Linked DNA regions of Homo sapiens: region 1 is linked to region 2. Evidence: read pairs that join two places in POLR2A ChIA-PET (ENCODE). Cell type or tissue: IMR-90. All regions are shown on one strand. Links, peaks and the distances in the headings refer to the core of each region. The heading gives the core; the rest is flanking DNA.

Evidence for each region. Peaks named below come from ENCODE experiments on the same cell type or tissue, not always from the same donor. Only the 100,000 strongest peaks of a DNase experiment are listed, where the experiment ranks them.
Region 1: POLR2A ChIA-PET joins it to region 2 with 13 read pairs; 2 of 35 experiments call an interaction of 5 or more read pairs at or near these places.

What each region holds. Positions count from the first base shown.
Region 1 is chr13:93,901,871-93,907,266 of GRCh38, reverse strand. All of the region lies in intron 3 of GPC6 (glypican 6), which reads right to left. Among named protein-coding and RNA genes, the nearest start is that of GPC6-AS2, 46 kb to the right of the region's middle. In IMR-90, for the core only: no CTCF peak of the experiment used is centred there; a DNase peak (open chromatin) is centred at 3,106; H3K27ac peaks cover 482 bases.
Region 2 is chr13:93,464,547-93,469,942 of GRCh38, reverse strand. All of the region lies in intron 1 of GPC6 (glypican 6), which reads right to left. Among named protein-coding and RNA genes, the nearest start is that of GPC6, 240 kb to the right of the region's middle. In IMR-90, for the core only: no CTCF peak of the experiment used is centred there; no DNase peak of the experiment used is centred there.

The sequences.
Region 1 (5,396 bases), core at 124-5,123, 440 kb before region 2:
GGATTTTTGGTTGTTAAATTTTATTATTAAGGGATATACATAAGAAAAGGATTATAGCAGGTCTGCAGACACATTTCTTTTTGGAGGTATTTATTTTCAATAATTGAAGGATTGTAGATCTTATTTATCATTTCAAACATAAATTTCCCACAAGAAACTTGTAGATTTTTATTTTCTTACAAAATGAATTATTTCTTTTTACTAAGTTTCTCCTATCTCTAGTCTCATCAGATCACTGTGACACAATTTGAAAAGTTAACTCTAGTTCTTATCTCCACATGTTTACATCTTTGAATGTAAATTTTTGACAGGCATTCAAAAAACATTAACTAGTGACTAAAAGGGGAGTGGAGAGAATATATATGTATCTACTAGTTAACAAAACAAATTCCTTGTTAGACTCAGTTCTTTCAGTTTGTAAGAGCTACCAAAGAATCCTTCATCTTTTTCATTCAGAGTTTTATCCCCCTTTGTGTTCACAGCTGAGTATCTTAGAGCTATTAAGCTGAGAATGCTCTGCAGAGGAGCAAAGATACCTAAAGGGAAATGACAGTTGGTGCTGGGGATATAAACGTCATTTGAATACACCTCCTCTCCCTCTACATTTTGTATTTCTTACCTCTGAATTTCATTTGAATGCTTTTCTATATAAAGACATCAAGATGGTGACTCAGTTGCCTTAAGTATCTGATAACACAATATTCAATACAAAATGGTATTATCAATGGAAAGTTTTGTGTCATGTATAATGATAATCTTAGTGGTATCTCAATGAGCATTGGATTTTGGACCATTGGGTAACATGCTTGAAAATGAATGACTCTTTGTAAGACACTGTCATGAGCATTTATTTCAGCATTATCATTTGATTCCCAACTATAATAAGCTGTTCAGTATATGCAGTGAACCTTTTGGGGTTCCTTCTCTGAGAGTTTGGAATTGGGACTGGAAGGTTTCAATTACAGTGAGGGCTGGTCTCTTGGTAAGAGAAGATGCAAAATCTAGAGCTATGGCCATTTTTAGTAGGTGAACTGAGTAATTGATGAAGATGATTTGCCAAAACCAAGGGTAAAAGGATGAAGTTGACCTACAGAGAGAGAGAGAATGAGAGAGAAAGACAAACTTTTTGTGGGTCCAGGAGCCAGACTGCACTCTTGCACTGAGGTTCTGAGACACCCCCTGCATCCTTATAATACATTCCCCCTTTGCCTGTTGAAGTGAACAAATTTGGTTTCTGTTGCCTCCAACCTAAGATTTCTAATGCAACATGTTACAGATACTCAAAGTCAGTATTTATTCTAAGATTCATTGATTTTTAATTTTCAGATAACCTTTCAGAGAAATAAACCATGACTTGTAGCACCACCATTCATGGGTGATATTGTTCACATACCTTCTTCATACTTTATCTCAGGCTTTCACTATTTTTCTCTTTGCCTGGGTTTTTCTGCTTATTTCATCATTGTCAATCTTGACCAAACATGAAATTCAGAACTCCTAGCAGGATTCATTCATTAGGTAATTAAAACCTGATCCTTCAAATTGGATTATTCTCACCTAATCCCAAAGAGAGAAAGCAATTTATTTGCTTTTGCCAGACTCTGGTGTTGTAAAACAAAATTCCAAAACATATTTATTGATTAAATTAGCTTCTATCCTCCTGACTGTTCTGATCAGCCAAATACTTTATGCAGAATCAGATAGATGCAAGTTGAACAAATAAGGCATTTGACCTGAGAGCATACCCATTCCTATTTAGAAAGGTGTGGTTTCTAAGACAATTACAGGAAATTGTAACTTGTGCCAGCCTTTTAAACAATATGACTGGCTGCAAAATTAACTAACTTCTTATTAGTCAAATATAATAATAGCTACCTTTCTTGAGTGCCTCATATAGGTTAGGCATAATTCTGAGCATTTTTTGTGTAGCACTGAAACCTTCCTGTGAGGATTCACAGAGCGGTTTACTAAGGTTAAACTACTTATCCAAGAATATAGAGTAAGAGACAAAGCTATGATTTGAATCCAATTCCCTCTGAATTTCAGCATTAAGGTGCTTTTTTCCCACCATACAATGCAGTTTCTAAATAAATAATCATCCCTACTTATTCTAAAATGAACATGAGGGAAAATACAAAGAAAGTTTCCCTCAATCTGGAAAGCACCCCCTTTCAAAAAAAAAAAAAAAAGAGAGAATGCTTAGAAAAGCTAACATAAATTTGCAAGAACAAAAAACCAAACACCACATATTCTCACTCTTAGGTGGGAATTGAACAATGAGAACACATGGACACAGGAAGGGGAACATCACACTCTGGGGACTGTTGTGGGGTGGGGGGAGGGGGAAGGGATAGCATTGGGAGATATACCTAATGCTAGATGACGAGTTAGTGGGTGCAGCACACCAGCATGGCACATGTATACATATGTAAGTAACCTGCACATTGTGCACACGTACCCTAAAACTTAAAGTATAACAATAATAAATTTTAAAAAAAGTAGAGATCACATTTATATTTAATTTTGTTTTTGAGACACAGCCTCACTCTGTCACCCAGGCTGGAGTGCAGTGGCATGCTCATGGCTCAGTGCAGCCTCAACCTCCCTGGCTTGTGATCCTTCCAGTTCAGCCTCCCTAGTAGCTGGGACAATAGGCATGCATCAACATGCTGGGTTAATTTTTTTATTTTTTCTAGAGACGGGTTTTTCTATATTGCTCAGGCTGGTGGTCCCAGAGAGTGTTAACATTTTTACTGGACTGCTCTAAAAATAAAAGTTAAGTTTTTCCACTTCTGACAGATCATAACAGGCTATCATTGCACACTATATTATAATCCTAGTGGATGATAACATTACTAATGCTAGAGCTCTTGGGGGTGTAAATGTCGCTAAAGATGGATTTGTAACCTGCATGTCTTCCTACAATAGGTTCTCATAAAGATGCATCTTTTCCTTTGCAGCTGCAGTTGCGATTTGTAAGGCTTGTTTTTGTCTACAGTTCTACTCTTGAACCTCATAATCTACCCAAAGTATTTGTTTAAAATGAGATGTCCCATTTCTGCTTACTGCACAGCACTGTAATCTGCCAGACGTGGTGACAGCCCAGGATTCTGTGGCTGTGCTCCATTTTCTGAGGTAGTTTGTATAAACCTCCTGTGGTCACTGCACTTAACCTCATCCTGTAACAGCTGTTTGGGCAGCCTGTTGTCATCCATATTCTCTGCTTGGACAACCCTGAAAAACTGTTATGACAGGTATCACTTTAATCTATTAATCAACACAAAATGTGCAAGACACAGTGTTAAAGGACAGGACATGTTCTTCTTTGTGATTTCGCTGGGGGGATGATACTACACACAGGGAAAGACAACATACAAGCCAAATGAGTGGCACTAATAACTGATCACATAAAGGGTCACAGAGAATGTGGGAAATGAACTTGTTCTGAAAGATGAGTAGGATTTTAAAAACAGTTGGGGCGGGGTGGGGAGACTAGACGGCATACAGAAGCTACTACTTGAGAAAAACTTCTTAGGTCCCAACCTCTGTCCTAAGGACTTTATATGCATCATCTCCATGAATCCCCACAACATATTGTTTGTATTGATAATCTCCAATTTTACAGATAAGCAGCACAGGCTCCATTAAGTCATTTGTCCTGTGGAAGAATAGGAATTTAAACACAGATCTTTCATGCTCTTAAAGTTTATGCTACAATATATAGTCTGAGCAAAGATATGGAAAAAAAATGCAAAACACATTTTTAAATGTAAGAGCATTAAGAAAAGTAGAAATAATTTGCACTTGACCCCACTGCAAGAAGTTGGATGGATATCTTTGAAAGTTCTGCAGCAAGGTAAGAATATGAGGAAATAAAGTTTTGGAAAAACTGAAGGAGAAAAATTACTGGTTATAAAGATCAAGTAAAAGTAACAATATTGGTCTAAACCATGAAGTTACTGCAGGAAGTGAAAAGAAAATGGAACCTGTTCAGGCCGTTGAAAAAGAACAGTCAAAGGGCTACATCTTACTTTGATGTATGTAACTCCATTTATCTCCTTTTGCTTTTGTTGCCTGTGCTTTTGGGGTCTGTATCCAAAAAAACCTTGCCCAGACCAATGTCATGTAGCATTTCCCCTGTGTTTTCTTCTGGTAGTTTTATTGTTTCACGTCTTATATTTAAGTCTTTAATCCATTATGCGTTGATTTTTGTATATGGTGAGAGATGGGGTCTACCTGTGTGAATATCCAGTTTTTGCAGCACAATTTATTGAATACACTGTCCTTTCTCCATTGTATGTTCTTGGCACTTTTGTTGAAACCAGTAGGCTATAAGTGCATGGATTTATGTCTGCGTTATCAACTCAATAGCAAAAAACCTCCAATAATCCAATTTAAAAATCAGCAAAGACCCAGAAAGATATTTCTCAAAAGAAGACACACAAATGTGTAACAGTTTTATGAAAAAATGCGGAACATCACTAATCATCAGCAAAATGCAAATGAAAACCACAATGAAACACCTGTTAGATTGACTATTCTCAAAAAGACAAAATTAACAAGTGCTGGTGGAGATGTGGAGAAAGGGAAACTGTTAGCGGGAATATAAATTAGTACAGCCATTATAGAAAACAGGATGACGTTTCCTCAAAAAATTAAAAACAGAATTACCGTATGATCCAGCAATCTCACTACTGGCTATAGATCTAAAGGAAGGGCAATAAGTGTGAGAGATACCTGTACCTCCATGTTTATTGTGACACTATTCACAATAGTCAAGATAAGGAATCAACCGAAGTGTCTGTCCACCAATGGATGAATGAGTAAAGAAGATATGGTATATATACACAATGAGATACCATTCAGCCATTAAAAATGAATGAAATCCTGTTATCTACAGAAAGGTGGATGAACTTAGAGGACATTATGGTAAATGAAATAAAGTAGGCACAGAAAGACAAATGTCACATGATCTCACTCATATGTGGAATCTAAGGAAGCTGTTCTCATGAAGTAGAGTAGAACAGAGGCTGAGGAGGGGAGAGGGGAAGGGGAATGGGGAGAGACTGGTCAATGGGTGCAAAGTTACAGTTAGGCTGGAGGGATAAGTTCCAGTGTTCTGTCACACAGTAGGATGACTATGGAAAACAATACTGTAATTGTACATTTTAAAATAGCTAAAAGAGAGAATTTTGAATGTTCTCATCACAAGGAAATTATAAATGTATAATTTATAGATATGCTAAATTGCCCTGATTTGATTTTTACACAAAATATAAATGTATCAAAACACACTGTACTTCATACATATGTATAATTATTATGTGTCAATGAAAACACTTTAAAAGTTTTTTTTTTTTTTTTTTTTAATGGAATCTCACTCTGTGGCCCAGGAT
Region 2 (5,396 bases), core at 151-5,150:
AACATACTCCCCCAATATGGTCATTAAATTTCTGACAAAAACAGAAAAGCAATTCAAAAGAAAAAAGATTCCCTTTTCAGTAAATGGTGTTCATACCATTCAACATCCACATGCAGAACAAAAAGTAACACCACCACCAACAACAAAAAAAACCTAGTGTAAATTTCATACTTTCTACAAAAGTTTTAACTTAAAATGGATCACAGATCTAAACATAGAATCCATAACCATAAAACCTTTAGAGGAACAGATAGAAGATCTTTGTCATCTGGAGTTATGACACCAAAAGCATGACCCACAGAAAGCCTGGTAAACAAACATTGGTGCTGATGAGTCCAAACATAATTTCTTTCATTGCAACCATGGTCGTTTCATTCATATTCCTATCATGGCCACTCCAATCTGGAGTTATGACACCAAATGCATAATCCATAGTAATAAACTTGGCTTTATAAAATTGAAGAGTTTTTTTCTGTGATACATTGTTAATAGAACCAAAGGATGGGGTAACAGATTGAGAAAAATATTAATATCTGCAATGAACTTATTTATCCAGCAAAGGACTTTTATCTTGTATCATATCCTGAATATAATGATGTTTACCAAATCTATAAAGGTGTTAAAATTAATAGACCTGTGCAACAACAATGACAAAAACCACTTGAAGTAGACAGTTATTTAAAAATATAAGAAATAATTGAATACAATACAATTTTATTGAATTTCAATAATTCATTCAAAATTATTGAATTTTGAAGTGGGATTTCAAAATTTCATTTATAATACATTTATTTATTGCTAAAAATACATAATATTCAGCTTCATTATGATATTTTTGTTAAGGTCTTAGGTAAAGCTGCAAAGCGCAAAATCTAGCCATTTTTGCATTTTCTCAGATGCCCTTAGGAATGATCTTAATTACACTGGTGATTAGTATCAGAAAGGAACTAAATTGAAGTGGAGAACTAAGCCTAAGAACTCTGCCCTCTGAGAAAGCAAGAACCAAAAAACAAACAAACAAACAAAAAACCCACAGTCTAATTAGTGTCATTTGCAATAAAATATTGAGGTAGTTAAATGTTACAGTGGTTTACTTTGACAAATTATAACAATCAAGCCAAACTTTTATTTTTGTTTAACCTATTGAAACTGCCCCATCCTTGCATAGTGCAATTGCATTCATTAGAAATTGCCCCAGTTAGTTTACCTTAGGTATTCCTTCTTCTGTTAGTTTATCTGAAAGTGATTTTTCTGTTGGCCTGAATATTATGCATGCTCTTCTCTAGGGCTGTGTGCATTGCTGAATATCACACTTGTGGCTTTGTTTGTTCTGATTGCTGTGAATGTAAGCCTCACTTTCTATGTACATATTAAATGCACAGTACTCTGGAAAGCTAATTAACTCTTAAAAATATTTTTTAAAGTATTTCTTTTAAACTCCAGTCCCCAGCCCCGAATTATAATTTGCTTCTTTATTACAATAAGATATATAAGCAAATTAAATCTTCAGACTTCATGAGGATGCTTTACACAATGAATTTGGAACTCTTTTTTATAAAAGAAATGACATTCAATATTCTCATGTGGAACATAGGGATAAGTGGAGAAACTGTCTCATTTTAAGGCATAAACTTCATTAAAATAAGTGAACTAATCTGTGGAATATCTTTGAATTCAAAGCCCAAATTCATTCATTACAGGGTAATGGCCATTAAGATCAAGACCAGTAATTGAAGATATTCGTGTATATGTGGGCATAAAATGAAAAATTTTACTTTCTATGACTCTACTAAAGAGTTTTCAGGTTCAATTAACATTCAAGCTCACAAAATTCAAAGCCCAAATTCATTCATTACAGGACAATGGCCATTAAGATCAAGACAAATGATTGAAGATATTTGTTTATCTGTGGATAAAAAAATCAAAAATTTTACTTGCTAGGACTCTACCCAAGAGTTTTCAGGTTCAGCTAAACATTCAAGCTCACAAGACCACCACAAGTGTCACCTGGCATCAAACACTTAGAAGGTTACAGGACAAGAATCACCGCTTGGCTGGGCACAGTGGCTCACACCTGTAATCTCAACACTTTGGGAGGCCTTGGCGGGAAAATCACTTCAGCCTAGGAATTCGAGACCAGCCTGTGCAAGATAAGGAGAAACTGTCTCTACAAAAAAATAAAAATAAAAAATAAGCTGGTCATGGTGGTGCATGCCGGTGGTCCCAACAACTTAGGAGGCTGAAGTGGGAGGATGGCTTGGGTCCAGGAGCTCGAGACTGCAGTGAGTCATTGTGATCACAATACCGCACTCCATCCTGGGTGACAGGATGAGACCATGTCTCAAAAAAAAAAAAAAAAAAAAAAAAGAATCACAGCTTGCCAGCAGGGTAGCATCAGGTATTATTCTGCAGAATTATCAGGAGCAATCCACACTGTTCCTCAGGTGCAAGAAGACAAGATACATACCAGTGGGTATGACAGTCATCCTGGTTACAAGCCTCATGCTCCACGAGGAGTCCATATGTACTAAATTAATCCCATGGACATAGCTTTCAGGACCACCCTCCTGGTGCATACCATTTGTAAGTCACCATACTCAGGAATCACAACATTACGGCAGCACCATCTGGTATGTGTAATTCATTTATAATTCTTCCCAGTATATATGCAAATTACCAATCAGGGGTCATGACATAGCAACCTTGCTTAGTAACTTGGTTGGTGTACCACTTTTATAAGGTTATCAGATCAGAGGCAGGGAGTTAACTAAAGGTCAAATTATTATGCAGAAAGAAAAAACATTTTGTTAACATTTTGCTTATAAAGGGGGTAGAAAGAAGAAAGGCAACGTTGTATACAGAAAAATATTTAAGACTTGGATTTAGAAAACATGGGGCTGAACCCCTGACTGCATCTTGACAACTATGTATCATTAAGAAAAGTATTTTACCTCATAGACTCCCCTTTCTTTGTCAGTAAATTTAGGATAATACTTGTTCTCAAGCATTTATTTTGAGGATAATATCACAGGTCAGATTTGGACTGAGTGAGTGTCCCAGAATTATAACTCAATTAATAGTGAAGAACAGATTGTAACTGATGAGACAGCAAATTTACTGTTATCAGATCCATAGTAGTACTCCACCAGCACATGAGAATAAAAGCATAGCTTTGAGCCTCCACCATTTGTCTTTCGTAATCTTTCATTGACTCTTCCATACACATGCCAAATTATATACTAGAATGCGTATTCTTTGAGAAACAAGGACCCTGTCCATCACTTTAAAAATCCCCCATGGCAGCCAGCTAGTTGCTCAATACATTTTTGTTAAACAATCACACTCAACTAAAACCACTGGAAAGCCAAAATATACTATTTTTTTAAATTAACTCTTCTGTAACCTAAACAATACAGATGATCACAATTCCTCGACTCATTCAATAAATATTTACTGACCATTACCACATATCAAGGATAGTGTTAAGTGCTAGAAATGTAACTCTTTAACAGGTTAGCAAAATTTTCTATGTTTCAGAGAGCTTACATAACAGCTGAGAAGACTGTTAAAAAATGAGTAAATATTCAGAAAATAATTATACATCACGTGATATACGTGACGAAAACAAATGAGTGAATCAAAGAATATCTAGATGAATCACTTTATACAGGCATGCTTCATTTTATTGTACTTCACTTTATTGTTCTTCACAGATACTGTTTTTTTTTACAATTTGAAAGTTTGTGGCAACCCTGCATCAAGAAAGTATATCAGCACCATTATTCACACAGTATGTGCTCATGGCATGCCTATGTGTCGCATTCTGGTTAATTCTCCCAATATTTCAAACTTTTCCTTATTACTGTATTTGTTATGGTGATCTGTGATTAGTAATCTTTGATGTTATTATTGTAATTATTTTAATAATTTCTGTGTTCTGACTGGTCTATCAACCAGCCGTTCCCCCCATCTCTGTCTGTCTCCTTAGACCTTCCTGTTTCCTGAAACACAGTGATATTATTAGGCAAATTGATAATCTGGCAACGGCCTCTAAGTATTCAAGCACAAAAAAGAGTAGTACCTCTTTCATTTTAAAGAAAAAGCTAAAAGTTATTAAGCTTAGCGATTAAGGCACATTGAAAGCTGAGAAAGGCCAAAAGGCTAGGCCTCTTGTGCCAGTTAGCCAAGCTGTGAATGCAAAGGGAGAGTTCTTGAAGAAAATTAAAAGTGTTACTCCAATGCACACACGAATAATAACAAACTGAAACAGCCTTCATGCTGATATGGAGGAACTATTAGTGCTCTACATAGAAGATCAAACCAGCCACAACATTCTCATAAGCCAAAGCCTAGATTAGGCCCTAACTCCCTTCATCTCTATGAAAGTTGAGAGAGGTGAGGAAGCTGCAGAAAAAAAGTTTGAATCTAGCAAAGGTTGATTCATATGGTTGAAGCAAAGACGCTTTCTCCATAAAATAAAAGTGCAAGGTGAAGCAGCAAGTGCTAATGGAACACTGCGAGAAGTTTATCTGGATGATCTAGCTTAAAAAAGAATTGATGGTGACTACACTAAACACATTTACCATGTAGATAAAACACGCTTCCAGTGGAATAAGATGCCATGTAGGACTTTTATAGCTAAAAAGGAGAAAATAAGTAACTGAATTTAAAGCCTCAGAGGACAAGTTGACTCTCTTTTTAGAGGCTAATGCAGCTGGTGACTTCAAGTTGAAGCCAATGCTCATTCGCCATTTCAAAAATCATAGGTACCTTAGGAATTATACTAAATGTACTCTGATGGTGCTCTATAAACAGAACAATCGAGCCTGGATGACAGCATATCTGTTTTACAGCACAGTTTACTGAATATTTTAAACTCACCCTTGAGATGTACTGTTCAGAAAAACAACAGATTCTTTTCAAAATATTACTTCTCATTGACAATTCACCTGGTCTCCCAAGAGTTTTGATGGAGGTGGACAGAGAGGTACATGTTGTTTTGATTCCTGCTAACACAATATCCATTCTGCAGCCCATAGATCAATGAGTCATTTCAACTTTCAAGTCTTATTATTTAAGAAATACATTTCATAAGGCTATAACTTCCATAGATAGTGATTCCTCTGATGGATCTGGCCAAAGTCAATTGAAAACCTCCTGGAAATGATTCACCATTCCAGATGCCATAAAGAACATTTGTGATCCATGAGAGGAAATCAAAATACCAACATTAACAGTTGTTTGGAAGAATTTGATTCCAACCCTCATAGATGACTTGGAGGGGTCCAAGAATTCAATGGAGAAAATCACCAGAGACATGGTATAAAGAGCAAGAAAACTAGAAATAGAAGTGGAGACTGAAGATGTGACTGAATTGCTGCAATCTCATGATCAAA